Regions from separate parts of the Homo sapiens genome. Here regions 1 and 2 are each linked to region 3. Evidence: chromatin loops called from intact Hi-C (ENCODE). Cell type or tissue: heart left ventricle. All regions are shown on one strand. Each heading gives the region's core, and the rest is flanking DNA. Links, peaks and the distances in the headings are about the cores only.

Region 1 (10,700 bases), core at 1,750-9,749, 480 kb before region 3:
CTTTGATTGTTCTTGTTTCACTATTTGTAACTGAAAAAGAAAAACAAAATGCCTTCTTCCTCCCTCCGGTAGCCACTATAAGAAGTGCAGCGACACAGTGAAGGGCTAGGAACTTTGGCTGGGGGGCCATACTGGCTGGGCTCACTTCTGCACTCCTCACTGTGTAACTTAGAGTCTCAGTTTTCTGTAAAACAGGAACAATAGCTGCAACTACTTCATGAGGTTGTTGTGAGAATTAACTGAAATAATACAGGTGCTCAGCACAGTACATGGACCCTAGTAGGGTTTCAATTGCTATTGTTACAGTAAAATGTTATTATAATAACATCATTATGCTCCGAAAATTAAATTGCATAAAATGTGGCATCAATTTGCCCCCAAATTAATAAATATTAATATATTCTTAGTCAATCTGTACTGTTGCAAAAAGCACAAAGAAGATTAGATAGTACAACTGACCACTCGCTCTATGAGGAGGTCACCTCTTGAAGACATCCTGTTCCAGAAAATCAAAGAGTCACCCACCCATTCTCCAGCTCTTTATAGGGGTTGGGCTGGAGTATAGGTACAATCACTGTGTGTGCAAATTGACTTAATTAGGGAGGGGAGGCATTATTCAAGGTGTTACTTGTTCAATTATTAAGGTTGTTGTCTCAAACCTGCTTTTAACCTTTCTAGTCAGTGACTGTTAACCCTGGATGCACATTAGAATTACCCAAGGAGCTTTAAAGACATAGTGATATCTGGCCCAAGATAGGAGCAGCAAAATATAATTACTCAGACTTGAGTTCAGATCTTGTTACCATCACTTTTTAGTCATGTGACCTTTGACAAACTATTAACCTCTCTGTTGGCTGATCTGTGGGATGAGTGGCGGGCGGGGGGCGTCATTGTAGGGACTAAACCATGTATTTAAAGCTCTGGGCACACATCTTGGCATGTAGCAGGTATCCAGTAAATACTTGGTATTAGAAACCTATTTTCTCTGAAGACCCCAGCCCAAAGGGTCCCCCCACCTCCACTGAACTCAGTTATGAAAATTTTACCTTGAAATATAGTCTTGGGCAAAAACTAAGGAAGGTTTCTTATTTTACGAATGAGAAAACTAAAGCACAAAAGAGTTGTTCAAAGTTACATGGCTAATAATAAACTAGAATCTGAACCCAGGTCTCCTAATTCTTTGACTATTGTTTTTCTTCCTATTCCATAGTTCTTAATCACATAACCCCAGAAGCCTCAAATTCTGGCCCTGGATGCCGGCATCAGCCTCATATTTTTCCAGTCCCTTCCAGCCTTAGCTTTGTGGTGCAGCAACACCAAATTGCTGTTTTCTGATACTCATAATTACTGTTTCTCACCTATTTGCCTTGGCTTATGTGATCATCCCTGCCCTGCCTGAAATGCTCTCCTTGCCTTGGTTTTCTAGCAACTACACTAACTTCTGCTGCTGACCATCAATGATTAACTGCTACAGCAATTGTCTTCCCATTTTAAACAGTTAGAAATGAGACAAAACGTCAGACATCGGACAACAAGATTTTAATCCCTGTGAGTAGGAAAATAAATGGGATGAGCCCTGTGATTGCCACACCTTATACCTGGAGGCAGTTTCCAGGATACTACCCATGGTGGAATAACCAAAACAGCCTAGTGGTCTTGCTAAGTTGAAGAGACAGAGTTTAAAGTCTGGGGAGACTGAGGAGGCTAGAATTTGCAGGGGAGTTTACCAGAAAGAGGAAACTAGATAGAAAGGAAGCTCTGGAGATCTGCAGAGCACTTACCCCATGTCTTTGGATGAGTTTTATTGATCTGCATGTGCTCGTGAAGACACTATGAAGACTGCGGTGAAGAACTCCCTGAAAGCACAGGCTGAACAATACCTAGAGCTTACAGAGGACCGGGAATACTTCGTGTTTCTACCAGCCTGAGTGGAGAAACCTCAAAATACATAGTGCATTGGGTGAAGTCCTCAGATGTGCCATGCCTTAGTAGTGGAGTAAATTAGTCCTATAATAAAAGCTGCTCTGGAACCACCATACAAAATGTAAAAATGAGCCTTTCATGAATCAAACTGATCTGCCACGAAATCCAATGTTCTTTAAAGAAGAGAACACAATCCAGCACCCAATAAAATAAAATTAACGATATCTGTAATTCAAATAGTAATTTGTAGATATACCAGAAAGTGTAAAAATGTGATTTATAACAAGAGAGAAATTAATCAGTAGAAATAGATCAAGAAATGACAGAGATAATGGAATTAGTAGGCAAGGACCTTAACAAAGTTTATCCTATGTTTAAGGATGTAAAAGAGAACATAAACACTATGAATAGGGAGTAAAACATATTAAAAAGACCCAAATGAAACTTATAGAGATGGAAATATGAAATAAAAAATAAGCTGGATAGGATTACCAGCATCTTATATGATGCAGAAGAAAAAGTCACTGTACCTGAAGACATAGCAATAGTAACTATCCAAAATGAATCACAGGTTGGAAAAAAAAAAAAAGGCCAGGCACGGTGGCTCATGCCTGTAATCCCAGCACTTTGGGAGCTGAGGAGGGTGGATCACTTGAGGTCAGGAGTTTGAGACTAGCCTGGCCAACATAGAGAAACCCCATCTCTACTAAAAATACAAAAATTAGCCAGGCATGGTGGTTGGTGCCTGTAATTTCAGCTATTTGGGAAACTGAGGAGGAGAATTGTTTAAATATGGGAGGTGGAGTTTGCAGTGAGCCGAGATTGTGCCACTGCACTCCAGCCTGGGTGACCAAGTGAGACTCCATCTCAAAAAAAAAAAAAAAAAAAAAGAACAAAAAAGACTAAAAGCAAACTCACACATACAGAGAGCCCCAGTGAACTCTGGGATCTTATAAAGCCATGCAACATATGTGTAACTGGAGTCTTACAAATGTGATGTGGGTGAAACAGAAACACTATTTGAAGAAGTGGCTGAAAATTATACAAATTTTATTAAAAATGTAAACTCATAGATTCAAAAGGCTCAACAAACTCCGAACAGCAGTAATATAAAAAAATCACACTAAGGCACATCATAGTTAAATTTCTGAAATTAATGCCAAAAAGAAAATCTAAATCACAGCCAGGGAGAAAAAGATACGTTATGTACAGAGATATAAACTTGAGAATTATAGCAGGCTTCTCGTCATAAACCATGCAGGCCTAAAGACAATGGAAGGTCATCTTTTAAGTGCTGGAGAAAAACAAAAATCTGCCAGCCTGGAATTCTATACCTACTGAAGATTTTTTTAAAAGATAAAGGCAAAATAAAATTTTTTTCAGGTCAATAAAAGGCGTGTGATCGTTAAGAAATGTTAAATGTTCTTTTAGCAGAAAGAAAATGATACTAGATGGGAATTTGGACCTACAGAAAGAGATGAAGAGCACTTAAATGGTAAATATGTGAGTAAATATTTTAAAAATGGGGTTTCCCCTCATTTTTCATCTCTTTTGCATTTATTCATCCTTCTAGGAAGAAATCCCATGCTTCTTTACCACCTCTTCTTAGGTCAGGAGTGACAAACTCAACTCTCTACACAGGCTTAGATTGATAAGGTAAATGAGTAAAGTCTGTGTATGCTTATAAGGAATAGTGGAAACAGTCGCAAACTGTAGAGTGCATGTCTCATTTAAAAGGAGTATCCATTACTCAACTTCAGCTTCTAGTTGCTGGGAGGGAATTGAGCCAAACTCTTCCTTTATTTAAATGTAGCAATTAATTTAAATCAACCAAAACCCAAAACTCCATGGACTATAGTCAGCTGTTGGGCCACTAGGGTGCAATTACAATTTTAGGTATTCTTCACTTGTGCCCCTCGTAATCTCAGAGCACTGGAGAAAGGTTTAAGAGTTAAGCACTTTGACCAAAATTTTGGTGGAGTACTCTGTATTTGCATCAAAAATAATTTGGTTTACTTTGTTTAATTCAGTTGATAAGTTTATGCTATTATCCCTAATGTAAAAAAGTTCTGTAAGAGTCACATGTGTGTTAAAGCAATGTGGTACTTTGGTAGCTACAGCCTTACTTCAGTGCCTTTATTTTCGTAATAGATGAAGAAACCACAAAGCATGTCCCGCAGCTTCCCTAGGAATACCTCTCTTAATGTAATTTCACAGCGATGCATCTGTCACTGGGAAATTTTCTGTCTGAACATGAATGATGAAGGTATAGGTAGGGATCTTTCTTTTTTTTTTCTTACAGTCCTTACAGGTCTTTTTTTTTTTTTTTTAAACACCTATTATGCCATGAATTCATAGGGAATAGTTTCCAGCAGCTCAGGCTCCTTCCCATTGGTTCTCACAAAGTGTGCTTCTCTGGGTGGAGCAGACTGGGGCTTCAGTCGAACCCAGGTACCTTTCTCTTTGTCTTCTTTCTTTTTCTGATCATTTTCCTTCTCGCGTTTCAGGAAGCCATCTCGGCTTTTAGAGTGCTTAATGTGCTCAATATGCACGTTAATTCTCTTGACAAGAATCTTGCCCTTAACTTGTTTGTTTACAACAATGCCAACAGCATGCTGGGTAACTGTAGACTCTTCCAGTTTTGCCATGGTGACACTTGTGGGGCATTCCTTTTTGAAAAGTACCCATTCTCTTACATCTACAATATCACCTTTCTTATAGATTCGCATATATGTGGCCAAAGGAACAACTCCATGTTTTCTAAAAGGCCTAGAGAACATATATTGGGTGCCTGTCTTCTTTCCCTTTGTATTCGTCATTTTGGTGAATTACTGGAAGATGGTGGTTCCGGCCGAAAGGGGGATCTTTCTTTTTATTCCTTCCCAGGCTTACTTTTCTTCCCACTTCCTCCACCTACTCCTATCCCTCCACCCTGGACTTCACTTCATTCTGCGCACCTCGTCTCACCATTAAAAAATCAAATCGACAGATCAATGTTTTGGAAGCTGCCCCAATGCTCAAATGAGTAAAAATAAAATATTGATGGCGATCAACATATTGAATTCTTTATTATGTCCCAGGTAAATGACATCATGTCACTTAATGCTCACAATAATCTGATACAAGAGTACTTAAAACAATCTCCATTTCACAGATAAAAACACTGAAGCTCAAGGTTTCACAGCTCATAGGTTCTGAAATCGGACTTTGTGTTCTTACTTTCTACATCCTTGCTCCTCAAAGTATTGTCAACTGAAAGTTTACTAGAAAGGTAGTATCTCAGGCCTCACCCCAGACAACTGAGTCAGAACCTGCATTTCAGCAAGATCTCCAGGTTATTCATGGGCACATTCAAGTTTGAGAAGTCCTGTTCCACACTGCACCACCTCTTTCTGGGTGTGCCTCCTGATAGTGCCCATCCACCACTTGCCTGGAAGCCCCAACACACTTCCCAGTGTGCCCAACTTTCTCTCAAGAGTGATTTATGCAGCAAGCCTTTGCTGGTGGAATTCCATTGTGTTGACTTAAACACTCACCCCGAGATCCCTCCCTTCTTCCTACTCTCAATCCATCATCATGTCTCATTTTCTATTTTTGGACACAGCTCAGGGACATGAAGAGGGAGGGCCGGGCTTGCGGCACTGGAGGGTTGCCTGACCAATAATTTCTCCTAGTGGCTGCTTCTGGCCCCGTGTGGGCCATAGAACAGTGCTATGGGTGGGAAAGCAGGAGAAGCTTCATAGGAAATACCCGTCAAGCAAAACCTTTGGCAGAACTGAAGCCATGGAAGTTGTTATGGGTACAGAGGTCCATGGATGCTGGCAACTTTATTAAAGCTTATTTTCACACTGATATCACTCACAAGCAAAAGTCTGACCACTACATGCACTTTCGAATGAGTCCAAAAGTCTGTGGAACTGAGTTATTATAAAAATGGGTTCTCAAAATACTGTATAAAGTCAAAGTTGTTGGATAGTCAATGAAAAATAATTTTTTCAGTTAAAATAGCTCATACGCATTGGCTTTGAAATGGCAGAGGTGACAAAGGATGGTCTTATGATGTCATTCCAAGGCCCATGATGATAATAAACTATTTACTTATTTTTTCTTCTTTTCAAGAGGTACGGTGTCTCCAAGCTCTCTCCTTGCCATTTCTCTCTTTAGAAACCTTTTGTATTCATCACCCGGCTTTGGTGGGGGTCTAAGTTAAGCAGAAAAGGCTGCTGTAGAGAGATGAGAGGAATTCTTTTCTCCTGAGACATGGCCAGTTGGGGCAGAATGCTGGTGCAGAGACCAAGCTTTCTGCCAACAGAATAGAGCGTGGAACTGTAACATACTCTTTAATGTTGTTGTAACTTTATTTTCCACTTTAAAGTAATAGAAATTCTTCCTAGAAATAATGCTGTTTAGTAAAGACAGCATGGCATAGCTGACTAAAGCCATATCTTTGAGCACTTGCCAACCTTTGTAGTAAAGGGACATTTTTCATGAGCCTCCTGCATTCACAACATCAGGAAATGATGGAAATGTCTTTATCATAGAATCAAAGTGCTCAAAGGGGGCGCTGTAAGATCATTCATTTTACATATTTTGTTCTTCAAAGACAGGCAGACATCCTAATTTTTTACAGAGATGAGAGGCAGTGAGGTATAATGAAAAGAATAAGGCTTTAGGCTGATGCCAATCTTGAAATGCATCTTAATTCTATTATTTATTAACAAGACTTTGGGGGAATTGTTCAACTTTTCTGATTTTTAATATTCTTATATTTAAAAATAAGAAAAAGGACACTTTTGTCTTTTGATCCTGAAAACATGCCTGCAAGTTGATTGTAAGATAGTGAAACAATGGATTTAATATAAAAGGGGCAAGGGATCCTGTTTTGATATAAGTCTTGCTTTTTAGACACAATAGTTGAATGATTAGAATTCTAGCATCTCCCACACATTCTCTAATTTTATTTTTCTTTGTAACCGAATGTGTAGTCAACATGCTTAAGTGAGCGCCTGGCTGAGGTTAGAGACATCACTTTTAATATGTCTAATAATTATTATTCTTTTCTGTATTATATTAAGTTCATGATACTCCTGTTACTAGTATTTAAACCTTTATTATTCTATTTTCATAATTTTTAATAGAAAAATTATGACAAATTACAGTAAAATATTCAAATAATTGCACCAATATTAATCTTTGTTTGGATCACTGAATTCATAGAAGTTATTTCATAAGGGTAGTTATTGTTAATTACTGTTGTTACAAACAAATTCCAAATTTCACTGATTTAGTTTAATTTTTTTTCTCATAAAAAGTCCAGTCCAGTGGACTTTGGGAGGCTGAGGCAGGAGGATCACTTGAGTCCAGGAGTTCAAGGCCAGCCTGGACAACATAGCAAGACCCTGTCTCTACAAAAAATTAAAACATTTCCCAGCCATGGTGGCACACACCTGTAGTCCCTGCTACTTGAGGCTGAGGTGGGAGGATCACTTGAGGCCAGGAGGTAGAGGCTGCAGTGAACCATGACCATGCCACTGTACTCCAGCCTGGGCAGCAGAGGAAGACCCTGTCTCTAATCTATAGATTAGATAGATAGATAGAGAGATAGAGAGATGATAGATAGATAGATAGATAGATAGATAGATAGATAGATAGATAGAGAGATAGAGAGAGAGAGAGATAGATAATGAGAGAGAGAGAGTCCACTGGGGCTGATCTTGCTTGGGCAGCTCTTCTTTAAGTTGCCAGACTCAGGTGTCCTGGCATCTTCCCTCAGAGACTCTGTTATCCATCAGAGCCTCCCTGGGAGGCCTGTGCTGGGTCTGCTTTATTCAGCAGCCAATGAGCAAAGAGAGGGATTCTCACATCCCCTCCCCATCCCCTTCCTCCTCTTCCCTCTCCCTCCCCCTCCCCGTATCCTCCTCCTCCTCCTCCTTCTTCTTCTTCTTCTTCCTTTTGAGACAGGGTCTGACTCTGTCACCCAAGCTAGAGTGCAATGGCACAATCAGGGCTCACTGCAGCCTCCATCTCCTGTACTCAAGAAATCCTCCCACCTCAGCCTCCCCAGTAGCTGGGACTGCAAGTGCATGCCACCATGCCTGGCTAATTTTTGTATTTTTTGTAAAGATGGGGTTTTGTCACATTGCCCAGGCTGGTCTTGAACTCCTGGGCTCAAAGGATCCGCTCACCTCAGCCTCCCAAAGTGCTGGGATTACAGGTGTGAGCCACCATGCCGGCCTCTCATGGGTCTTTTTAAGGGCCAGGGCTAGAAGTACACACTTGACACTTTCTTACACTTCATTGGCCATCAATTGTCACAATATGCCATCTAGATGCAAAATGACTGGGAGATGTAGTTTTTCCATGTGCCCAGGGGAGAAACTAAATGGTTTGGTGAATCCACAGCATTGTCTGTCTAGAAGCAAGGCTGTCAAACTGAATTATTAGCCAGCCAGCAGCCACCAGGGCCCTCAAAAAGTTTATTCATCAAAACTGATGTATAAAAGCGTGGTTTTAGTATGTAGTAAGCAGTGTATAGCTGTCCACACATGATATATGGAAGTTGAATGCATGACAATTGGAGATTATCTGTACGTCTTGTTGCACAGAGTTAATGCCTATTGCTGAGTTGCTGCAAAGAGTCAGTAAGATATTTATGTGAAAATGCCTAGCACAGAGTTAGTATTAACATGCTGTTCCCTGAGCTTTTTTTAAAAAAACTAGATTCTTGGCTGGGCATGGTGGCTTATGCTTGTAATCCCAGAGCTTTGGGAGGCTGAGGCAGGAGGATCACTTGAGCCCTGGAGTTCAAAGCTGCCGTGAGCTAAGATTGCACCATTGTACTCTAGCATAGGTGACAGAGCAAGACTTTGTGTCTAAAAAAAAAAAAGAAAACCCAGAAAAGGATTCTTCCACAGTATCCTTTAATAAACTCATCTGGTGATGAATGGGTTCCAGCTAGAGTCTGCAACTTCTTATACATTGCCAAAATTGATTTTTCTACAGTTTAATCACATTTATTTTGAATGATTCTCATAGAAACGGTAAAACATCTGATCATCACTCTTCTTATACTACTCCATCAATGTCAAAGCCATCTGGCCATCTGTAAGCCTTTTCTTCTTTTGACTCATTTAAAACTTTTTTGATATGTCTATCAGTTTTCACATATGACTCAACGTACATTAACTGCTATTTTCTTGAGGCTTTTTATGTGTGAAAACTGGGAGATTATAGTAGTTTCCTACCTGAGAAACTTGCCATTGACTTTTATTTCCCATTCAAAAATGAATATTTATTTCTCCATTGCTCTCCATCAGTTAAGAATGTGTTTGTGTGAAAATACCTCAGGAAAACAAAGATTGCTTCACAAAATTCAGAATGTTAATTTATCCCAGTGGGCTACTGCTATTGGAAAGTTATCAGCCATATCATCAGAACCAAAGGTTTTAAAAGAAGTAATTTTATATCAAGAACGTATGAGTGTTACCTTATCCTTCCCTTTAATCTTGTTTTCATCTTAAAAGTAGAGTTTTCCAAAACCTACTGTCTTCTGGGCATAAATCAGAATTTTCCTGAGCCTTCCTTCCTGATGTGCACCTAGAATTCAGATCCTCATGAATCAGCAGCCACCTCATAATGTGAATGCTCAAGAACAGAATGAGGAACAATGTTCTCCCAGGTCTGGTCTGAATTTGGGAGGGCTGACTTGCCTAATTTTAGAGGTGTTGTGCCCAAGAGGAATGGAGGCCGGGTTTCCTTGCTTCTTTACCAATCTACTTATCGGTTTCCTGTTCAACTCCCTTCCTTTGCTTAGTAGGTTTCTAGGTATTCTCATTTATTAATGTTAAAAATACCTTTTCAGATGAATTACTCATTTACACATCCAAATTAAGGTTTTCATTTCCCAGTTTTATCACAGCTGGCATAATGAACCATGTCAAGTTTTTAAACTATATTGTGACAACATTTAAACTCGTTATGCTTTGCCTGTGGATGTAATTAAGACAGTGTGTTTGGTATCAGTTTATTCTTAAAAAGCAAAGTAAAAGCAGATGAGGTGTATTTATAGACTCATCAGCCAATGAATGGATGAAAGAGAAAAAGAAATTAATGGGGAAATGTCAGCCAGAATAGAGGAGGGACCCACTGAGAAGTTCATTTCCAGACCAACTATTTGGAATTTAGTCCAAAGACAGCTGTCCCTTGATTTACAGTAGGGGAAAAAAATGACATTGTAAGACTATTGGGCCTCAAGTTAAGAAGCAGGCAAAGAGTAACATACTTCAAATAAACTTCTGCAGTTGGGATGGGGGCCCAAGCACAATGCTTACAGTCAGGACCCTATCTGGAGGTGCATGCCTTCCTACAAAGAGTGGGGCTTAGAAAAATCTGGGAAAGAAGGAAAATCTGTAGGAAACATAGAAGATTTGGAACTTGGTCCTGGCCACTTGAAAGCTGTTTTGATTTGAAGCCAAAGCCCCTAGGGAGTGGGGGGATAGCGGGGGTAGAGTGAAGGGGGAAGTAAAGAAAAGTGTAGAAGATAAAATTGTAGTATAAAACCCCAACCCAGGGAATTCAGTTTCGAGAACCAACAAAGAAGAAAAATGAATTGCAAAGCTTAAGGGATACAGATTCATTTCTTTGTGCTTTCTTGAGAGCTTGGGTAGTACATTTCTTTTATTGTAAAATGAAACACAAAAGTTTTCCGACATTCTGGGGCATGCGTCTAACATTAGACACAGGTGAGGCAGAATAAATCTGCATTGTCTTGAGTACAT
Region 2 (11,197 bases), core at 2,074-10,073, 44 kb before region 3:
CTGTGGCTTCAAGTTCACCCTGGCACTATCCAGCCAGCAGACAGCAGGGGAAGCAAGAATTGATAAAGGAATATGTAAAATGATTTGGGGTCTGGAAGTGGTGCACACCACATCTGCTTCCATTTTGCTTGTCAGAACCAGTCATGTAACCCTTCCTCAATGCAAGAGGCCTTGGTATTCCTATGTTCCAGGAGGAAATGAAATAGCTGCATAAACACAAAGCATTGCCTCGGGCACAGGGCCTAATTCCCAACCAGTCTATAAACCCCTCCATTCCTAACATGCGAACCTTAGCTCCCAGTTAATGTTAATAATGAAACAAGTTAAGCAAGTTTTTCTTCTTGCATTGTTTACAATGACCTCAATCAGTTAACTTTTGGGACAAAGAGCTTCCAAGCCACTATGCACAATTACAGAGAAAATATAGGGAAGATACTCTCGTGGAAATGCAGTCTGATGAGGGAGAGAGAACCCACATAAATATATCTAAACACCAACTACAGTCTCTGCCAAATATTTGAAACCAACTGCAGCTGTGCAGAGGAAACATAAATCTGTAGAGAGTGAAAAAGGAAATAAAGGAAGTGGATAAGCTGGAGGTCTGAATTAATTGGAGCCAGAAGGAGATCATCTGAGAAGGCTAAACTTCATCCATTATTTTTCAACAGCATGTAATTTTCCTAATTACAAAAGGTACAAAATTTAGGATGCACAGAAAAATACAAAACATTTTAAAAATCTTCATAATCCCAGTACCCATCTATACTCCATATACCTTTTCTCTGTTGAGATAATTATAATCTACTTTTTGATGTAGGTTCTTCAAATCTCTTTTCTATGCATATACTTTCCCTCTCAGATTTGATGCTCTGCAGGTTTTATGTTTTTTTTTAATACTCACTAATACAATCTTGATATTTCCCAACATTCAGAACATGACTTATAATTGGTTGCATAGTCAACCATGGTTGGGCATAAATTGTTTCCAACTTTTTACTCTTATAAAAATGGTACATAAACATCTCTTCACAACCATCTTTTTTACATATCTCTGATTATTTTGTGCTCCAAAAGAATTGTAATCATGGGGACTAACATGTGTTGAATTTTATAATGTGTTTACTCTGAACTAAGTTCTTTATATGCAATATCTTATTTAATTCTCAGAACAACTGTTATACCAGTACTATTAATATTGTATTCATATTCTAGGTGAGGAAACAACGATTTAGGGAGGTTACATAGCTTGCCCAACATGACACAGCTAGTAAATGGAATAACTGGGATTTGAACCAGAACTGACTGACTTCAGAATCCAAGTTCCATCCATTGTAGAATACTCCACCCCAGGAGTCCACTTAAATTCTCACTAGCAGATTAACCTCCAGGGAAAGTTGACAGAGTAATGGATATGGCTCAAGATGGGGCATGTATAATCAGGAAGAGTGGTTTATGTGATACTTAGAGAAGAGAGTGGGTAGAGTTTTATGAGGGATATTAACTTTTGCCAGGTTGAAGTTAAAAAATATGAGCTAGTATGTCTAGAGTGATAAAATCATTTCAAATGAGGATCTCCAAGCCAAAGTTCAGGAGTGTTTAAAAATTATTTAAAGAGAATGGGAGTGCCTGTCCAGTTGTATAAAAGGGAGTGATGTCAAAACAATGCTTGAAAAAGATGTACTTTGTTTCATTCTTTGATTTAGGAAACTGGCCTTTGCCTTGTGGAATGAGATAAGATCGAAGTTTCAGAGACCTTTGGGGAGACCTTTTGTCACAATTTTCCTCCAGTCTGACATGTTCTCTGTGGGAATGCAACTCTCTTCACAGTAGCTGTAGAATTTGAAGGGAGCCTGAAAGGCATGACCTTGGAAGCCTCTTCCATTTCTAGTCTCCATGCACAGCCACTTCCCTGAGTGCATTCCAAATCCCAGATGGAGTCAGGGTACGAGCGTTTGCTGACAAGAGATAAGAATGTTGACCAGAGAACGTTAGGGCAGAGTATAGCATGGCGGTTATGAGCACAAGTTCTATCCCCACACTACCTGGGTTCACATGGTAGCCCCAACACTTACTAGCCATGTGACTTCAGACAAATTACTTATCCTTTCTGTGTCTTAGTTTCCTCATCTACACAATGGGATAATAATAATAATACTAATACCTACTTTATAGAGTCATTGTGAAGATTAAATGAGTTACAATGAGTCAAAAATGCTAGCTATTATTATCTCTGCAAGGTAAAGGGTTATTGCCAGATAATTTTTGCAGTTAGTCCTATATTTCAGCTCTTGAAACACTGTAGGTCTTCCATAGATGTGTATGGATTCAAACTGAGAGTCCAATTCTTAAATCAGTTAACTCATGTCCCCAAGTAACAACTTCTGTTTATTACATATCCTAAACATAAGTTCACAGAGTACCTGCTAAAACTTTCCTTTTCTCTTCTGAACTTTCTAGAGGTCATCACTGCCACTTTGTGAACAACACAAAGAAGTCTCAGACCAATATCTCTTCCTATCTCCTTTCTTGTGTGTGCCTCAATTTCCTCATTTCCTCATTGTTCACTGCTAAGTTAATCTCTGCATGCACATACATGCACACAATTTTAACTTCTTTTCTCTTTTCCTTTTATCCCATTTCTTGTCTTCTTTTCCTAATAGTGGTGGAAGTTGAGCAGGGGCCAAGGCTTTTCTCTCTGTTTCCTCCTTTAGTCATAAGTAAGCAGATGAAATTAAGTATCATCTATTTTTAGAGTTTCCAAAGTACGTCAAAGCCTTCTACAGAAATGACATAAAAGTCTCCAACTACTATCTCAAGTATCTATAATCGAAACTGGTTTTCCTGATGTCAGCATCTAAAACAGCCTCTAAATCAATCAGTTACTTTTGAGCCAGTTAACTAATAATAACAAAATTAAAATAATAATTTTTAAGTGCACAATAGGCTGCTACACTATGGGTTAAATAGCACTTAAAGGGTGGCCTGGGAACTAACTCCTATGGGTAGCACTGTTTTTATGGGAAAATACACTCCAAATTCCAGACAACTCATTTATCCACTAACTTTTGGAATATGACCCTTTAGTAAGTTGGAGACTGACTAAAAATACCTAATATTTTGGTGAATTTTTTATCAATGCATTAAAAATACATTCTTATGTTTTATCTTAATAAATTGAAGCAAATTCTAGCCTACTTTTCCATAAGAATTGCTTTCCTGACCTCAGAAGCATAATTGAAAGAGGGCTTGTGGATTTTCTGCAAAGAAAGGGCCTGGCTATTTTAATTAGCTTAACGTATGTAAGATCAATTATTTTGAGACAGTAGACAAACAAAATCATTCATAAGGTTGGCAGGTTTGTGCAAATGATTTCACAAGGGTAAATCATTTTCAGGTTACATAGGACAGATGTGTGCAGTGTATGTGAGAATGTTTGGAAAATATTTTGGATGCTTTTCAAAGGCATACACTACATGTGGAATTAACTGAAATTGGTTTCTTTAATTATTTCTTTCTTACCCACACAATAATGATGGGTTCCTACTTACAGGGTGATGTGACATTTATATGCCTAGAAGTTTCCTTTCCTTTTGACCATTTTTTAAAAGATGCAATATTTTTCCTTCAACATTAGAAGTTGGGTCCCCTGTAAGGCCTTATACAAGAGAATGAGAGTTGAAGAAATACATTTATGGTGGATAGGCTGTTTGAAACTCATTTTAGCTAAAACAGAAAAACTGCAGCTTGTGGAGTGGCAAGGGCCCAGAATTGGCCAGAAGTCATGAATTTTGGCTCTAACTCCTGAATTGAGTGGCTTTGAGCAAGTCACTTACCTCAGAGCCTCATTATTTTTATCTACACAATCAGGGGTTTGGCATCTATGACTTGAAATTCCTTTCCAGCACTATGTTTTGTTTCTGTGGTTGGTAACAATGTAAGAATTTTGGGGGACGCATTCTTCCAAACTCTTGTTTTTCCACTCACATCATTTCAGTAGAGAGCTGACTGCCAATATCACAATAACTTTTTTTTCGATTCATATCAACTTTAAAATGTGTTTTTAAAAATGGCAAGTTAGGTGTCTGTGAATAACAACTGATATTTTCCAGAATTTTTCCTTCCTTCCTTCCTTCCTTCTTTCCCTTCCTCCTTCCCTCCCTTCCTCCCTCCCTCCCTCCCTTCCTTCTTTGAAAGCCTTTTAAGAGGTGAACACAACAGTTTTGGCTTGGGACACAGCTCTGCGGGTCAGGATCTAACAAAGGGAAATCCCCGATGTGCTGGAACCTTACAGCTCCAGGAACCGGCTGTTTATGAAAGCTGAAGTACCGCTAGAGTGAGCAAAGAAGCCACTTGTGATTCCAGCCAATTGTCCCCAGTCCAGACCATTCAGAGGAAAGAGTTCTGCCGGTCTTCTGCATCCAGTTGCCAAAACCCAGGAGGTGCAGCACCTGCTTAGGAAAGCCATAGTGCATGGGGAAATGACCGCTGAGGGGGCCACACTTTCCCTTTTGCATTGGCAAAACTGTTGCTTTCTTACCTTTTAATACTCTTTCTCCGGATTTTGAGAATCCGACTATTTAAAGATTGCTTTCATACATTTAGTTTCTGCCCCACCCCACTACAGCCCCCTTAGGTTTCTTAACTTTTAAGACTTATGATAAATGAGGGTGGGACTGGGTGGGGAATGGGGTAGATGGGAGGGCTGGGAGGACTGGGAGAGTTGGAGTGGGGGATGGAAGATAAGGGTAGGGTGGAGCAGGAAGGGAAGGGTGGAGACGAAGGAATGAAAAAATGAATAACCCAGTGAAGCAAATGAATGGAGCAGCAGCCAAATAAGCAAACAAAACAAACATTTATTGACCGTCTGTCACTTGCTAGGTGTTGTGATAGACAGCAGGCAAATAGCTATGAGCCATGCAGCCAGGTCCTTGCCTTGTGAAATTTACAGTCCAAAGTGGGCGGATATCAAACAAATAATTAAGCAAATACTTTAATACTTACAACTGTGACACAATTGCCATGAAGAAATATAAGGGGCCCTCGCCCTAGTCCAGGAGGTGAGGAGGACGATGTTCAAGCTGGATTATTTCCATGCCATTTTCCAAATTGAAATCTCAAAGTAAATTATATTGCAATATGATGTATGTTTTTTCCAAGTGAAACCCAAGCACACATCCTGCTCTGCCCCACCCTCCGCCCCCACACGGGAAGCTCTCGGGATCAGCCTGGGTGTTCTGTGGTTCTGACGCCATCCTGAGAGCTCCACTGCCACACTCCTTCCCCTGCCTCCTAAATTCGATGTGGAGCGCCACCTAGAGTTTGGCTGACACATTCCCATAACCATAGGGTACAAGGATACTTTGAAATCTAGGATATTTGCTAAGTTTTGAAAATTGAATAAATAAATAATCCATTGGAAAAAATGAATAGCGAGTGAATGAGCAAAGCAGCAGGCAAATATACAAACAGGACAAACACTTTCATTCACTGTCATTGTCATCCAGCGTGAATTCAAAAGACTCCAAGTTTTCTAAAAAGAATGGCTTTCTCTAGGAGCTTTCCAAGATTTGTTTTGCAAAGCTGCCAAGGAGAATACTAGACAATGAATCGGAAGTAGCAAGTCTCACGGTGATATCCAAAGTGTTTTTCATCCAAACCTCAGAGCAAGAAGGTTCCAGGAAGATGCCTAAGTCAAATTAAGATGTTAAGTCAAATTTACCTCGTTCTAATAACTACCCAATAATTTATTGAACAGTCTATATTACTGAAATACCTATGGCATTAAGATAGAACCAACTGTTGTGATTTATGGAGTAGGCTAACATTGCAGCTGTTAAGGAAATGAAAAAATGTATGGGATCTGTCATTTTTAAATCACCTTTAAACAAGATATCCAGCTCTGTAACCACATTCCAATTAGTCTTACAAGAAAAGCCAAGCACAGTTACATTTCAAAAATGTTATCGCATATATAAAGAAGGAACTTATCTTTCTCTCTTACATTAGCCCTACTTTTCTCTACCAAAAACTTGCCCCAGAGAAAAACATATTCAGGTAAAGAAAAGTCATATCCATCCCCTCCATTCATTAATTTCATTTAACCAACATTTGTCGATCACCTCCGGTGGTACTACAGAGATGTTGGGATATCCTGCTTCATGATCTAGTTGGAGTAGATAGCAGATGCCAAGAAAGTGGACATGACAAAACTATGCTATTTCTAAATGCTATCTAGAAATAAGGAGAAGCACAAGGTGTCAAGGGCACTGCTGAGAGGCTCCTGACCAATTTGGAGCAGTCGGACAAGGCGTCTCCTGGATTACAGTGCTGTGTCTTCAAGTATCAACTTCCCGGAAGGCTAAGTTAAACAAAAGAAACTTACAAACCCAGAATGGTGAAGATATCACTTCTACTGAAAACTTTTCCATCTGAGATACAGTGATCTGGGCCAAAAGAACATAATGAAAATGAATAATTCTGAAATATAAGATCCAGGAGTATTGAAACGATTTTGATCTTGTCTGTCCTGTAGTGCTATCACTCTCCATATTGTCCAGCATATAATAGGTATTCAATAAAGATTTGTTGAAAGCTGGACAAATGCTGAACAGAAACCCCAATATGCATAGTAAAAAAACAAATCAGTCGATGTATATTTCAGTCATCTGTAGTTTAGTGACAGATGGTTTATCCACATGTTTTCTGAAAAGCCTTCAATGGTTATTTTATACTCCACCAAATTTCAGTGCTTCTGCCTATTTTTAAGTTGCCTACCTCAACCCAGTTCCTTTCTGTGTCTCCAAATGTGTTTCCTCCTACTCTTCAACATGAACTGCCTTTGCCATTCATGTTGGTTTGTTTATGGTCCCACCAACACTATGTGCATTCCTATTTGCAAAAATCCACTGTTTTGATTTCCCTCACCTAGCTGCATCCTCCTCTCCTCTTCTCCTCCATCCTTTCTCCAGATCTATGGAAATTCTCCCCATTCTTCAAGAACCATCTTGAGCTCACATTGCTTTCTCTGACTAATCCATTCTCTCTCAAATTCATATAAACTCTACAGTTTATGCCATATTAATGAACCTTCATTACATAACCCTCTTACATCATTCATTTTTATGTATGTTAGTCTTATTTTATTAACTAAACCCTAAACTCCTAAAAGGTTATGGTTCATGCCTTATTCTTCATCTATATCAAATACCCACTTGGCTGGCAAAGAGATTCTGAAATGAGGCAGTGGTGGAAGATAAGAGTGGAAGAAAAACTGGGTCTAAATCATGGAAAACCTTGAATGCTGTATCAAAAGATTGTCATTAGCCTTAAGGCAGAAATAAGATTGTGTTCCTCCACCATGTCAGTCAGAAGAAAGGAAAGCCTTTCCAAGAAACGTCCTTCTCCATAGTTACTTCACCATTATTGGTCAAGTACCAATCACTAGTTATAAAGACAAAGTATGGAGAAGGAAAAATTTAGTAAATACCTTCTCTGAGTTTTCAGCATCTTGATTTCCATGTTTCATAGAGTTTTCTGAAAGTGACTGTGTGTGTTAGGTAAGTAGTTAACTGAATATTCTGCACTTAATTTCTCCAGTCTCCATTATTTCAAAAGATTGGGTCTGCTGGTCTTCATGAGATTTCAAAGATCTTTGTTCCACCCAAGGTATGGAGAGAGTTGACAGGGCTGGTGATTCTGCTCTTGACAGAAATGGGCAGAGCAAGTGTCTAGGTCATTTGGGAGAAGTGATAAAATAATTAAAAATAAAATTAAATAATGGGCTAATAGAATTGTTTGTTTAATGAAGTCTTCTCTAGGGAGGCAAAAATTTCAGTAAGAACTTAATTAAAAAGAAAATTTTAAAACTTCATAGGTAAATGCTTTTGGTAAAAGCCCTCTTCTGTGTGGAGCAATGCCATAAACCAAAACTGCATCTTTGAATCCAGATAATTTAAATGAGCAAAACCTAAAAAAACATGTATTTACCAATTATCTGGTTTTTGCATTCAAACATTTAGGCTGAAAGAGCAATGTTTCATTTTTCCTCTAAAATGTGGGATTTTTTTCCTAAACTAGCTTAATAACTATGTCAGAAAGCCATCAAACCTCATTATTTATATTATAGATTTTGTAATTACAAATTTACCTACTCACGAAAATGTATTTGTAATTCTAAAATGAGTACTCTGAGAACTTTCTCAGTTATTCACAGACATGCACAGAATGACAAAAAAATTGAGCCACCCAACATTCATACTCCCAGCTGTGATTAAACAAGGTGACACTCTGCCTTCAATGTTTTAGCTTCCATACTATAAAGAAGTGTCATTTTCGTCACCTATTTAGTGTCAAATTTTTGCATTTTTGTGTTTTTTATTGATGATTTTGCTGTTCTAAATGGTCCCCAAATATCTGGTATTCCTAAGTGCAAGAAGGCTGTGATGCACTTTATGAAGAAAATATGTGCATTAGATAAGCTATGTTCAGGCATGAGTTACAGTGGTGTTGGCCATGAGTTCAATGTTAATGAATCAACAGTATGTATTAAATAAGGTGTCTTTAAACAGAAACACACACAAAGCAAAATTATACACTGATTGGCAGAAAAAAATGTGATCGGCAACTTGCAGGAACTTAACCCTGTCTTTTCTCTAGGAGCAGTGGTTCAGTACTCACTAATTCAGCGTTAATGATAACTTTGTAGAACATAGCTTCTGTGAATAGCAAAAAATTGCCTGCATATGAATTAAAAAGCTCCATAATTCATTTCCCATGATCAGGACTGAACATTGGGCAAACATTCCACACTAATGTAATGTAGTGCCAGAGCCTTCAGTTTTGATGTCAAACAGATTTGGAGTTGAATTTCAGATTGTCTATTCACTAACTGAGAGACTTTATACAAATCTCTCTACCTTTCTAAGGCTACATTTCAAAGTTATTGAGATAATTAAATGGAATGATGTGTATAGTGCCTAGCATATAGTAAGCCCTTGCTAGAGTGTTGCTACTGATTGCTCTACTTTATCTTTCAAGTAGTGCAATCTCTATCTCAATGGCTCATGACCTTATAAGGATGAGAATGACTTTCTATTGACAGTACTCATCCCCTGCAGTGGGCTCACAGAGTCCTTCTTACATAGAATTGTATGTTGAGAGCCAGACAGGAAGCTGGGAAACCAATTTTCAAGTTACCTGCTTACGGTTTTAACCTACTCCCAGACAATTTTGGCCTCAAAGGGAAATCTCTAAAATTTAATCATGCTTTTATCACTGGGAAAATTCACCTCCAGTTAGCATTTGTCCTTTACCTTGTTATTCTAAAAGAATGATGACTCCCCCTGAGCCTTGAGTTCTATTTGCAAAGTACCTCTTCTCTCATCTTACCTCAATCATGGGTAGTTGCCAGGAAAGGAAAGGAAAAGAAAACCCATCCCACCTCACTTGCTTTTCAGAAAGTTACCATTTTATCATTTTTTAAAATCTTGCTTTCTCCTCTCTTACCTGGTACAATGGATTATCATTTCTTGTTGGAGGTGGGGAGGGGAGAGATTAAGTAGACCCTGAGAACAAGGAGAAATATCACATATAGTCCCAGAATCTTTACTGATTGAACATTGCTGGGGATATTAATCGTGAGGGCTTATTTTCCAAAGAACATCAGAGCACATCTGGAAATTAAATAAAAATAATAAGAGGGTTTAAATCAACAGACATTTTACAGAGAATTCCTCAGGACAATTAATAAGATGCTGCCCACAGAGGCACAGAGAAACTTTGATTCTGTTGTGCCTAAACAAGCCTTAAAAAATAAGTATCAAAATCCCCCTCAAGTAGTTTGGTTTTTATTAACTGCCCTCTCTTAAGGAGCTCCATGTACAGAACTGGAATCTGCCTTCTTTGTGTTTGTTTCATTTGATTTCTTTTTGCCCACATTGAATGGATAGGTGGCTATTTCTAAGGGATCTTTTTGACAGTACAAAATTATGACAGCCTAAGCTAGGCTGAGCCCCAAGGAAGGAGACTATTTGCTTGGGGAGGCAAGGAAGTGAAGACCACATCCCTTGTGAGAAATTAATTAGGTGAATCTCTTCAAAGATCCAAAGTCAAAATTGAGTCTGGACTAGGCTTTCCCATGACAAGAGGGAGGAATTTATTTGGAGATCTTCTTTATCAGCAAGATGGTTGTTAGACAGTGCAAAGGCAGAGAAAGGAAGTGACTTCAACCTCTTCCTTATCTGTAAAAAGCAATGATTACTCCCTGTGGTTGGGTACAGCCTGCCTTTCAAGGACTGTGGAGTTGGGCCAAATCAAGGCAAGAGTAGGAAAAGAGCCAAGTCTGGACTCCACAGCCCCTTCACTCCTCTCCTCCTCCTTTGTTGTGTCTCCTCATCCTGCTGCCCTCCAGGTACCCAAGAACCTCTGACACCTTACCAAATGCTCTGGGTCCCCCAGCCCCATTTGAGCAACTTAACCTGGGTCTTAAGAGTTGAATTGATTCTCACAAAATTCCCGTGTTGAAGTCCTAACCCCTAGTACCTCAGCATGTCACCTCAGCATGTCACCTTATTTTGGATATAGGGTTTTTGCAGAGGTCATCAAGTTAAAATGAAATCATTAGGATAGGCCCTAATCCAATATGGCTTGTGTCTTTATAAAAATTAGAGGCAGAAACTTATACAGGGTTCAGAACACCAATGTAAACATGAAGACAGCTATCAACAAGTCAAGAAGAGAACCTTGGAACAGATCCTTCCTTCACTACACTCAGAAGGAACCAACTCTGCTAATACCTTGACTTCAGACTTCTAACCTCTAGAACTGTGAAACACTAAATTTCTATTGTGTAAGCCACTCAGTTGGTGGTCCTTTGTTATGGCAGCCCTGACCAACTATTATACTACTGAGCTATATAGCTCTTTTTGCTGTGCATTTGGTTTCTAAAGTGTGAAGCTCCAACCTAAGGGAGACTTGGAATTCTTGCCAGCTTGCTAAGATTTATATAGTCATGTGATCCTTAATTTAGAGCCATGTAAATATGCCGTGAGGATAACACATATAGATTGCTCAATGATTGTCCTTTGCATTCCTTTCTAGATTTAACTCTCTCTCTCACTCTCCCTCCTCTCTCTTTCTCTTTCTCTCTATCTCTGTTTCTCCTCACCCTATTCTAGCTGTACTGAGTACTGATCTACTC
Region 3 (11,197 bases), core at 1,531-9,530:
GACTAAGTGTCTTAACCAATATCACACAGCTAGTTAGTGGCAGAGCCAGGAGTAACCGAAGGTCAACTCCCAGTCCTGAACAGTTTTCCATCTAGCAGACTGCCTTTTGCTGAAAGATGAAGCTAAAATCGCAGATGTTGCAGGGTCAAGATTAACACCTTACAAATCAGATGTACAAAAACAGTAGCTTATTTATTTTCTGTAACTGATTTAATCTTGCTCTGAAGCTCTCATTTCCACCAATGGTGGAAATAAACTTGCTAAGTTACAGTCTCTTCCAGGGTGGAAAAAAAGGGGAAGAGGGCTTCCTTCACTCAATTTGATGCTGAAACTCCCTATCAGAGTCTATTCTCTACTTTCTATAGATCTCCCCTTCCCTCCTTCTTCCCAAAACAGTGTGTAAGTAATGGAGAAATTATGGATCTGTTAGTCTCAATCTCCTTTCTCAATGAAAGGAGTCTCAATCCAGACCCCAAGACAGGGTTCCTGGACCTCAAGCAAGAGAGAATTCAGGGTGAGTCCATACAGTAAAGTGAAAGCAAGTTTATTAAGAAAGTAAAGGAACAAAAGAATGGCTACTCTATAGCCAGAGCAGTGGTATAAGCTGCTCAATTGAGTATACTTAGAGTTATTTCTTGATTATTTGATAAACAAGGGGTGGATTATTCATGAGTTTTCCAGGAAGGGGTCAGAGATTTCCCGAAACTGAGGGTCCCTCTCCTTTTTAGATTATGTAGGGTAAATTCCGAATGTTACCATGGCATTCGTAAACTGTCCTGGTGCTGGTGAGAGTGTCTTTTAGCAAGCTAGTGCATTATAGTTAACGTATAATGAGTAATGTAGATGACCAGAGGTCACTTTCATCACCATCTTGGTTTTAGTGGGATTTGGCCGGCTTCTTTACCACATCCTGTTTTATCAGCAGGGTCTTTGCGACCTGTGTCTTGTGCCAACCTCCTATCTCATCCTGTGACTAAGAATGCCTGACCTCCTGGGAATGCAGCCCAGTAGGTCTCAGCCTTATTTTACCCAGCCTCTATTCAAGATGGAGTCGCTCTGGTTCAAATGCCTCTGTCAGGTTCTCATGGAGGCAGGAGGAGGGCTGTATAAACTTGCAGGTTGTCTTTCTCTGCAGGTTGCTGCTGCTGTGCAGCTGAGGTACAATCCCTCTCGTTCTTTGGGCATCAGCCTCTGTTCTCCCTACATGTGCTGTGTAAGTGTCTGCAGCTGGTGTAGTTTGTGGTCTGTTCTCTCAGCATGGGCAATCTATGGTGATAGCTCCCATGAAGCTAGGCCATCTCTCCCTGGGAAAATTCTAACCAGGGTACTGGTGCCATGGGAAGGCCATCTTCAGAACAGAACTGGCTGCTGTTTAGGGAAGCTTCTCTTTATCAGGCACCTAAGCAACTGAAAATTAACTAGAATGCTATACATTCTTTCCTTAACGTTTTCTTGAAGTAGAAAATTAAAAGCAGACAAATAATTATTTTGAAAAGTAAGTCTTCTTGTTAAAGACAGCAGAGTAAAAACACTTATGCCATTCCCCTTTCTAAAAATCCAATGAAAACAATAAATGGAACAAAAATAGAAGGACAAAACATCTCCCTATCATGAATGAAGTGAGGAAACAGCTATAATCCCAAACCACAAACTCTGAAGTATACCTGCCAAATATTGTGAGCATGGATGGAGATAAGGGAGACCCTTAATGCTGACAAATGCCTCTTTGGATCTCAAACAGGATATATATTTCTCTAAAATTAAGTGAGGTAAGCTAGAAAAGTCAAGCCAATTGTTCCTTGATTAGAGAGAAGGGCTTGAAGGGCGTGAATAAGACCAGGGGAGAACAGAGACTGTCCTTAGACATATACTGAGTTTGAGATGCTACAGATTATTCAATTTCTCCTTTGTACTTTTCTGAATTTTTTGAGTTTTTTTATGAATACTTTTTGCTGAAACAGTAGTCATTTTAATAATCACTAAATGCTAAACAACCACCCCCACCCCCCACCAAAAAAAGTAACAACTGGTTTTGTTAACTGTGCAGAAGGGTTAAAGGATAATAGCTACATTGGAAATCTTAGAGAAGGATAGCCTTTATTATAAAACCCTAATAGGCTATAGAGTATAAAAAGATAAATCAGACCAGAGTCTGGAAGAAGGGGGAAGAATAAACTGAAGGCCAAATTGTTCTGCATTTAAATATGGGCTCAAGTAGTAGGACTTGGCTGAGTTTATTACTCTCAAGAGTCAAACAGAAAGAGAAGGAGTGAGGAAACCAAGAAACAGTGGGGGTCAGGCTGGGAGTAGAGGAAGTACTAGAACTTGGGTTGGCAGAGTTCATCTTTGTAGTTCAAGAAGTCTGAAGTTTTACAGTTATTTGCATCACCTGGATAGAAGACTTTCTTGGCTTGCAAAGCTTTCTGCCACATCCATAAAGATCTTGTTTTTATTTACTTGTTTGTTTTCTTTATTTCTTTATTTCATGAGGCTGAATAGAAATGAAGGAAACCAAAGGAATAAGACAGCACTTGTGGGTAGGAAATGATAACAGAAGTCTGAGCTCTGAATCAGAGCTAATTAGGGAAGCCATGAGCAACTCCCATCTTCACCCCCAACCCATCCTTTCCCTATTCCAGACTCCTTCCCTATACTGCAAAGGGGTTTGAGCCACTTGAATCTGCACTTCAGCTGACCTCTAGATTAACTGCACTATAAGCTTTAGGTTGGGAAGGGGAAGGACAGCGCCGTTTTGACTGAGTCCAGCTAAAGGTCATTGCAAGGAACAGAGAAGAAGAGGCAGTGCAGGGAGTTCAACATGGCTTCTGTTCACAGGTGACCACTCTCCAGGTGAGGCCACCTGTATCCTATCTACCCACCCACTCTCACCCTTTCTAGACCACTTCCTTTCTCCCAGTTCATCAATCACAAGTAAAAAAAAAAAAAAAAATCCAACATGTGAGAAAGAGGATAACACAATGATTCTTACTGGTATTTGGAGACCTCCAAGGTCTCAGTCCTTGCTAAGATACCTGAGCAATGTTTTAAGTCCAGAACACATTCCTTCTCATTTTGAGGTCTTTGTTCTTCTGACAAATCTTCTGTCTTAAATAGTAACGGTAATGCTAATTGTTAAAAAAAACTATTGCTACTAAAAGCCCAAAGCTCAAAGACAAGCTATCTCCCAACACCCACTCCCCATTATGCAAATGTAAAGAAGAAACGGGATAACCAAGAATTTTTTTTAAACTTTCAGTTTAAAACATAGAAGAATGGGAAACACTCAACAGTTGTGAATGAGTAGCAAATAGCAAACCTTGGTGTATAGGGATAGCAATGAGACTTACTTGGTTGGTGATTCTAGAAGCTGCTCTCTGGGATGATCTCCTTGTTAATGATCCCCTATGGATTCATCTTTGATGGGCAATAAAGAATTGCTTTCTTGAGGGACGCACAGCTTCCTCAGACCTCTTCATGCTACTGCAGGTCTAGAGGCCTGGAATTTGTTTTAAAAATAAAAATTATACACTGTTTTCAGGCAGGCTTGAGGTGTCTTTGACAATGTGGTTTCCTAAAAATCTTAGTTGGCTTCTGTTCTATTTGCTTCCTATCAATTGCATATGTGTGTAGACACAGCCAAAGATGCTGTGTCCACAGTCTTTAAACCTGAAGATCCTTCCCCCTTTACTTCCAACATCACTGATCTATCCTTTTCTAGTTCTTCTTCAATGGCTACTTCTTTGAGACAATTTGAAATCATAGCTTCTCATGGGAAACACTCCCCTGAATCTGAACTTTTTTAATGGGTCCAAGGTGTCTTGCAGATAATCCTTAAATAATGGGAGAGGGCCCAGTGGGCATGCCTTACAAAATGATAGTAATAATAATAATGATAATAATAATGGGAGAAGGACTTAGGGTCTTTCTGGCTAAGGTTGCTACTTTGAAGTCACTATTTCTGCTTCTTTGGTGCAGATAAAGAAGCAGTTGGCCTTGTCAGTGTTTCAGTGCTCCATGTCATGGAGCTTCTCTCCATATTGGGTTGTGGCCACAGTCAAATAACACCTGCCTTGGGAAGGTAGTATTGGCAAGTTGTACCATATATAGTACTTTGTACATAACAAAATACATTTTGCCTTCTGTCTTCCTGCCTGCATTGAGCCCAATTCTGCATTTTTGATTCTTATAGATTTTAGATTGACCCTACTTTCATGGATGAAATTAATTAGTCTCTTTTCTTTCTTCCTTTTTTTCCCCTTTAGTTGCAAACTATAGAAACCATTTGGGCTGGTTTGAGCATAAAAGGAAATTACTGGGAGTTATTAGGTGCTCGGTGATTCATTGGGAGGTCTGGCAAAAAAGAAGCTCAAGGCTAAGCTCATAGGAACACAGCCCGGCATCTCACACAGAAGTGGCTTGATGAGGATTCTACTGCCTCCACAGCTCCTGCCATCATCTTCATCTGCACCATAGATGCTCAGAACCCAGTCTGTGTCTGCATGTTGCTGACTTCCAAATGAGAGCTTCATGAGAGTGTATTTGGTTGGTAGAACATAGGTCCCAGACCTTCTCCCTGGGAGCTGGAAGAGATGCTGGGAAATTCTGCCCTGGAAAAATAAAACTCACAATGTGGGAAACAAAGAAAATGTACAGCAGGGGTTTAACAGAATGACAGGTATCTGCTAAAGAAAATATTGATTTTTTTTAAAAAAAAAAAAGACAATTTTCCCTTTAGAGCCCCAGAAAGATTCAGGCCTTAGAGGCACTAAGTACTATAGAAAATGAGGCTGAAGCATGGGGCTGAAACTTGGTTTGGTTGAAGGTCTCTGGAAGGCAGAGCAGTTTAACCTCTAGGTTCCCTCATCCACCCCCATACAGCCAGACAATTATCCCTCCACCCTTCTGTTCTCCTCCCCTCTTCCCTTAGAAAACTTGAAGTTTATTCTCTAGAGAAGTTCCAGGCTCAGTGACACCAGGCCAAGGTGCTGGACTGAAAACAATTAGATTAAGTTAAAATCTGCTTGATAAGTGTACAAGTAATCTATTTTCAAAACCTAAGAGATGTTGTCAGCTATCTCTAACTATATGCCAGCAGTAGGCCTTCTAGGAAACTGTACTATGATTCCAGGAAACTCGATTGTGGGCTGGGGAAGGACAATAAAGTGGATTGTATGATCATCTGCTTCTGTTACTGGAAAGGGATCCTGATCCAGACCCCAAGAGAGGGTTCTTGGATCTTGTGCAAGAAAGAATTCAGGAGTCCATAAAGTGAAAGCAAGTTTATCAGAGAAGTAAAGAAACAAAAGGATGGCTACCCCATAGACAGAGAGCCCTGAGGGCTGCTGGTTGGACATTTTTATGGTTATTTCTTGATCATATGCTAAACAAGGGGTAGATTATTCATAAGTTTTCTGGGAAAGGGGAGGTTCCCAAAACTGAGGGTTCCTCCCCTTTTTAGACCATATAAGGTAACTTGGGTGTTGCCATGGCATTTGTAAACTGTCATGGCACTGCTGAGAGTGTCTATTAGCCTGCTAATGCATTATAATTAACGTACAATGAGCAGTGAGGATGACCAGAGGTCACTTTCATCACCATCTTGGTTTTGGCCGGCTTCTTTATGGCATCCTGTTTTATCACCAGGGTCTTTATGACCCGTATCTTGTGATATCAATCCTGCCGACCTCCTATCTCATCCTGTGGCTAAGAATGTCTAACCTCCTGGGAATGCTGCCCAGCAGGTCTCATTCTCATTTTACCGAGCCCCTACTCAAGATGGAGTCGCTCTGGTTTGAACGCCTCTGACACTTCCACTCTCAAGGAATGGTGTTTTTATTCTCTTCTCCCCAGAATGTACTTCTGGTCTGTCCCGCTGTTCCATTCCACAGCATTTTAGGAGGTTCTCAAGAGTGTCCTAAACAAGCAGAGAAGAATGGTGAGACTTACCCATTCCTAGTTTAAGAAATGAGTGAAATGGGGTCTGAGTTATATCACAGGTGAGCTAGACATCCTCGAAATAAAGAGCCAGAGTATCAGGCAAACCTTCTAATAGCTAAAATGAGCGTACTTCTATTCCTAGCTACAGTTTAGACTCCTGTGGTACAGTTGGCTTTCCCAGGCTCCCGGCGTCCATGCTGTCTCGGCGCTATCTCGCAGCCTGACGCCACGCGCCATCTGCTGGCCTTGAGCTGCATAGCTCTAGAGTAACTTCAGAGGCCACGGGGGAACAAAGAGCACTCGCCTACTTGACTGAGCTCCGACAGGCCGTCCCTCTGCTTCAGGTGTAGGCGTGAACAAGTCCAGACCACTACCTTAACAGGTATGAGGAAAATGAAGACTCTCCTATTTTGGCACGTATCTCAAAATTGTCATCATTCACTTAAAGTGCATAACCACAGAGACCTTCCTACTTATTTTCTCTGGTGTTTTGAAGTTTTGTCATGGGAAGAAAATAGCGCTTCTAGAAACATGAACTAGACTAATTACTAATGGATTCTTTCTCTTACATTTTGTACAGTGGAATAAGGGCTATTAATTCATTAAGCAGTTGGCTTGGAACCTTCTCTGACGACTCTTTGCAAAGAGAGAGAGGTCTAGAAGACTTGTGGGAAGGGAGGAAGTGGTGGTACCTGATATTTTCCAATTTTCCGCAGGTCACTGATGGGAACTTTGACCAGCATCCTTGTTCCTCCCTCAACTTATGGTCACCCTAAAAAAGCTAAGGCATAGATTTCAAATTCTGGAGCCAGTTTTTGTATTTAGGTCTCCAAGTACAGAGAGAAACTGGCAGACAGGGGTGGAGAAGTATTGAGAACGAATTCGGACACCCTGAAAGCGGAGTTCTAGATCCAGTGTTGCCAGCAACGAGCCAAGAGACCTTTCTTCACAAGTTGATTTACCTTTCCATGTTTCAGTTTTCTCATAATTCCTGCCCTTATTCCCTTCTCACCACCCCTGATCCCCTCCCCTTTCCTGATTGGGTAACAGGACAGGAAGCAGCAGAGCATTCTATGAAGCTTCCTCCTCAACGTCCTAGAGTAGCGGGTCTCAGTCTTCACTACACAGTCAAGTCCCATGGTGCATTTTTCAAACTTGCATACCTGGCCCTTCCTGTGCTGAATTCTGGTCTGCCCATAATTTGCTCCCTCCTTTCTCACTGTTTTCCTTTCTCCCTTCCTTGTTTTCTTTCCTATCCCTTGCTGTCTCTGTTAGAACTTCTTTTTCCTGGTATCTAGCCAATCTCTTAACCCTGTTTTACTTTACTGTCCTAAGATGCTGTCTTCTCATGCCTACATGTACTTTCTTTAAAAAAAAAACTGTTTAAAAAACATTGTGTGGGAGGAGCCAAGATGGCCAAATAGGAACAGCTCCAGCCTACAGCTCCCAGCGTGAGCGATGCAGAAGATGGGTGATTTCTGCATTTCCATCTGAGGTACCAGGTTCATCTCACTAGGGAGTGCCAGACAGTGGGCACAGGTCAGTGGGTGCACGCACCATGCGCGAGCCGAAGCAGGGCGAGGCTTTGCCTCTCTCAGGAAGCCCAAGGGGTCAGGGAGTTCCCTTTCCTAGTCAAAGAAAGTGGTGACAGACGGCACCTGGAAAATCGGGTCACTCCCGAATACTGCGCTTTTCCAACGGGCTTAAAAACTGGCGCACCGGGCCGGGCGCGGTGGCTCACGCCTGTAATCCCAGCACTTTGGGAGGCCGAGGCGGGCGGATCACGAGGTCAGGAGATCGAGACCATCCCGGCTAAAATGGTGAAACCCCGTCTCTACTAAAAATACAAAAAATTAGCCGGGCGTAGTGGCGGGCGCCTGTAGTCCCAGCTACTTGGGAGGCTGAGGCAGGAGAATGGCGTGAACCTGGGAGGCAGAGCTTGCAGTGAGCCGAGATCCCGCCACTGCACTCCAGCCTGGGCGACAGAGCGAGACTCCATCTCAAAAAAAAAAAAAAACAAACAACAAAAAAAAAAAAACGGCGCACCAGGAGATTATATCCTGCATCTGGCTCAGAGGGTCCTACGCCCACGGAGTCTCACTGATTGCTAGCACAGCAGTCTGAGATCAAACTGCAAGGTGGCAGCGAGGCTGGGGGAGGGGCACCCACCATTGCCCAGGCTTGCTTAGGTAAACAAAGCAGCCTGGAAGCTCGAACTGGGTGGAGCCCACCACAGCTCAAGGAGGCCTGCCTGCCTCTGTAGGCTCCACCTCTGGGGGCAGGGCACAGACAAACAAAAAGCAGTAACCTCTGCAGACTTAAATGTCCCTGTCTGACAGCTTTGAAGAGAGCAGTGGTTCTCCCAGCACAGGCAGACTGCCTCCTCAAGTGGGTCCCTGACCCCTGACCCCCGAGCAGCCTAACTGGGAGGCACCCCCCAGCAGGGGCAGACTGACACCTCACCCGGCTGGGTACTCCAACAGACCTGCAGCTGAGGGTCCTGTCTGTTAGAAGGAAAACTAACAAACAGAAAGGACATCCACACCAAAAACCCATCTGTACATCACCATCATCAAAGACCAAAAGTAGATAAAACCACAAAGATGGGGAAAAAACAGAGCAGAAAAACTGGAAACTCTAAAAAGCAGAGCACCTCTCCTCCTCCAAAGGAACGCAGTTCCTCACCAGCAATGGAACAAAGCTGGATGGAGAATGACTTTGACGAGCTGAGAGAAGAAGGCTTCAGACAATCAAATTACTCCGAGCTACGGGAGGACATTCAAACCAAAGGCAAAGAAGTTGAACATTTTGAAAAAAATTTAGAAGAATGTATAACTACAATAAACAATACAGAGAAGTGCTTAAAGGAGCTGATGGAGCTGAAAACCAAGGCTCGAGAACTATGTGAAGAATGCAGAAGCCTCAGGAGCTGATGTGATCAACTGGAAGAAAGGGTATCAGCGATGGAAGATGAAATGAATGAAATGAAGTGAGAAGGGAAGTTTAGAGAAAAAAGAATAAAAAGGAAGAAGCAAAGCCTCCAAGAAATATGGGACTATGTGAAAAGACCAAATCTACGTCTGATTGGTGTACCTGAAAGTGACAGGGAGAATGGAACCAAGTTGGAAAACACTCTGCAGGATATTATCCAGGAGAACTTCCCCAATCTAGCAAGGCAGGCCAACATTCAGATTCAGGAAATACAGAGAATGCCACAAAGATACTCCTTGAGAAGAGCAACACCAAGACACATAATTGTCAGATTCACCAAAGTTGAAATGAAGGAAAAAATGTTAAGGGCAGCCAGAGAGAAAGGTCGGGTTACCCTCAAAGGGAAGCCCATCAGACTAACAGCGGATCTCTCAGCAGAAACTCTACAAGCCAGAAGAGAGTGGGGGCCAATATTCAACATTCTTAAAGAAAAGAATTTTCAACCCAGAATTCCATATCCAGCCAAACTAAGCTTCATAAGTGAAGGAGAAATAAAATCCTTTACAGACAAGCAAATGCTGAGAGATTTTGTCACCACCAGGCCTGCCCTAAAAGAGCTCCTGAAGGAAGCACTAAATATGGAAAGGAAAAACCGGTACCAGCCGCTGCAAAATCATGCCAAAATGTAAAGACCATCGAGACTAGGAAGAAACTGCATCAACTAACGAGCAAACTAACCAGCTAACATCATAATGACAGGATCAAATTCACACATAACAATATTAACTTTAAATGTAAATGGACCGAATGCTCCAATTAAAAGACACAGACTGGCAAATTGGATAAAGAGTCAAGACCCATCAGTGTGCTGTATTCAGGAAACCCATCTCACGGGCAGAGACACACATAGGCTCAAAATAAAAGGATGGAGGAAGATCTACCAAGCAAATGGAAAACAAAAAAAGGCAAGGGTTGCAATCCTAGTCTCTGATAAAACAGACTTTAAACCAACAAAGATCAAAAGAGACAAAGAAGGCCATTACTTAATGGTAAAGGGATCAATTCAACAAGAAGAGCTAACTATCCTAAATATATATGCACCCAATACAGGAGCACCCAGATTCATAAAGCAAGTCCTGAGTGACCTACAAAGAGACTTAGACTCCCACACATTAATAATGGGAGACTTTAACACCCCACTGTCAACATTAGACAAATCAACGAGACAGAAAGTCAACAAGGATACCCAGGAATTGAACTCAGCTCTGCACCAAGCGGACCTAATACACATCTACAGAACTCTCCACCCCAAATCAACAGAATAAACATTTTTTTCAGCACCACACCACACCTATTCCAAAATTGACCACATAGTTGGAAGTAAAGCTCTCCTCAGCAAATGTAAAAGAACAGAAATTATAACAAACTATCTCTCAGACCACAGTGCAATCAAACTAGAACTCAGGATTAAGAATCTCACTCAAAACCGCTCAACTACATGGAAACTGAACAACCTGCTCCTGAATGACTACTGGATACATAACGAAATGAAGGCAGAAATAAAGATGTTCTTTGAAGCCAATGAGAACAAAGACACAACATACCAGAATCTCTGGGACACATTCAAAGCAGTGTGTAGAGGGAAATTTATAGCACTAAATGCCCACAAGAGAAAGCAGGAAAGATCCAAAATTGACACCCTAACATCACAATTAAAAGAACTAGAAAAGCAAGAGCAAACACATTCAAAAGCTAGCAGAAGGCAAGAAATAACTAAAATCAGAGCAGAACTGAAGGAAATAGAGACACAAAAAACCCTTCAAAAAATTAATGAATCCAGGAGCTGGTTTTTTGAAAGGATCAACAAAATTGATCCTTTGCTAGCAAGACTAGCAAAGAAAAAAAGAGAGAAGAATCAAATAGACACAATAAAAAATGATAAAGGGGATATCACCACCGATCCCACAGAAATACAAACTACCATCAGAGAATACTACAAACACCTCTATGCAAATAAACTAGAAAATCTAGAAGAAATGGATAAATTCCTCGACACATACACTCTCCCAAGACTAAACCAGGAAGAAGTTGAATCTCTGAATAGACCAATAACAGGAGCTGAAATTGTGGCAATAATCAATAGCTTACCAACAAAAAAGAGTCCAGGACCAGATGGATTCACAGCCGAATTCTACCACAGGTACAAGGAGGAACTGGTACCATTCCTTCTGAAACTATTCCAATCAATAGAAAAAGAGGGAATCCTCCCTAACTCATTTTATAAGGCCAGCATCATCCTGATACCAAAGCCTGGCAGAGACACAACAAA

What was found. Peaks named below come from ENCODE experiments on the same cell type or tissue, not always from the same donor. Only the 100,000 strongest peaks of a DNase experiment are listed, where the experiment ranks them.
Region 1: it touches region 3 in a loop (4-fold over the local background); 12 of 110 quality-filtered maps call a loop at or near these places.
Region 2: it touches region 3 in a loop (2.3-fold over the local background); 15 of 110 quality-filtered maps call a loop at or near these places.

What each region holds. Positions count from the first base shown.
Region 1 is chr12:66,031,277-66,041,976 of GRCh38, reverse strand. It overlaps the pseudogene RPL21P18. Among named protein-coding and RNA genes, the nearest start is that of LINC02425, 5.6 kb to the right of the region's middle. In heart left ventricle, for the core only: CTCF peaks have their summits at 5,615 and 6,496; a DNase peak (open chromatin) is centred at 5,576; H3K27ac peaks cover 1,238 bases.
Region 2 is chr12:65,596,786-65,607,982 of GRCh38, reverse strand. The region is part of intron 1 of MSRB3-AS1 (MSRB3 antisense RNA 1); the gene reads left to right. LINC02454 (long intergenic non-protein coding RNA 2454) reads right to left here and starts at 5,114. Exons shown (of 3, transcript NR_146529.1): 1 at 5,002-5,114; 2 at 1,754-1,955. In heart left ventricle, for the core only: a CTCF peak has its summit at 5,330 (motif pointing left); a DNase peak (open chromatin) is centred at 5,272; H3K4me3 peaks cover 1,419 bases; H3K27ac peaks cover 1,491 bases; H3K27me3 peaks cover 1,177 bases.
Region 3 is chr12:65,551,880-65,563,076 of GRCh38, reverse strand. The region is part of intron 2 of MSRB3-AS1 (MSRB3 antisense RNA 1); the gene reads left to right. LOC105369187 (a long non-coding RNA gene) reads left to right here and starts at 5,766. Exons shown (of 3, transcript NR_135033.1): 1 at 5,766-5,996; 2 at 6,080-6,319. LOC105369808 (a long non-coding RNA gene) reads right to left here and starts at 6,165. Exons shown (of 4, transcript XR_945035.3): 1 at 5,947-6,165; 2 at 4,406-4,607; 3 at 3,348-3,496; 4 at 2,079-3,105. RefSeq lists an enhancer at 5,612-6,811. In heart left ventricle, for the core only: a CTCF peak has its summit at 6,180 (motif pointing left); a DNase peak (open chromatin) is centred at 6,176; H3K27me3 peaks cover 870 bases.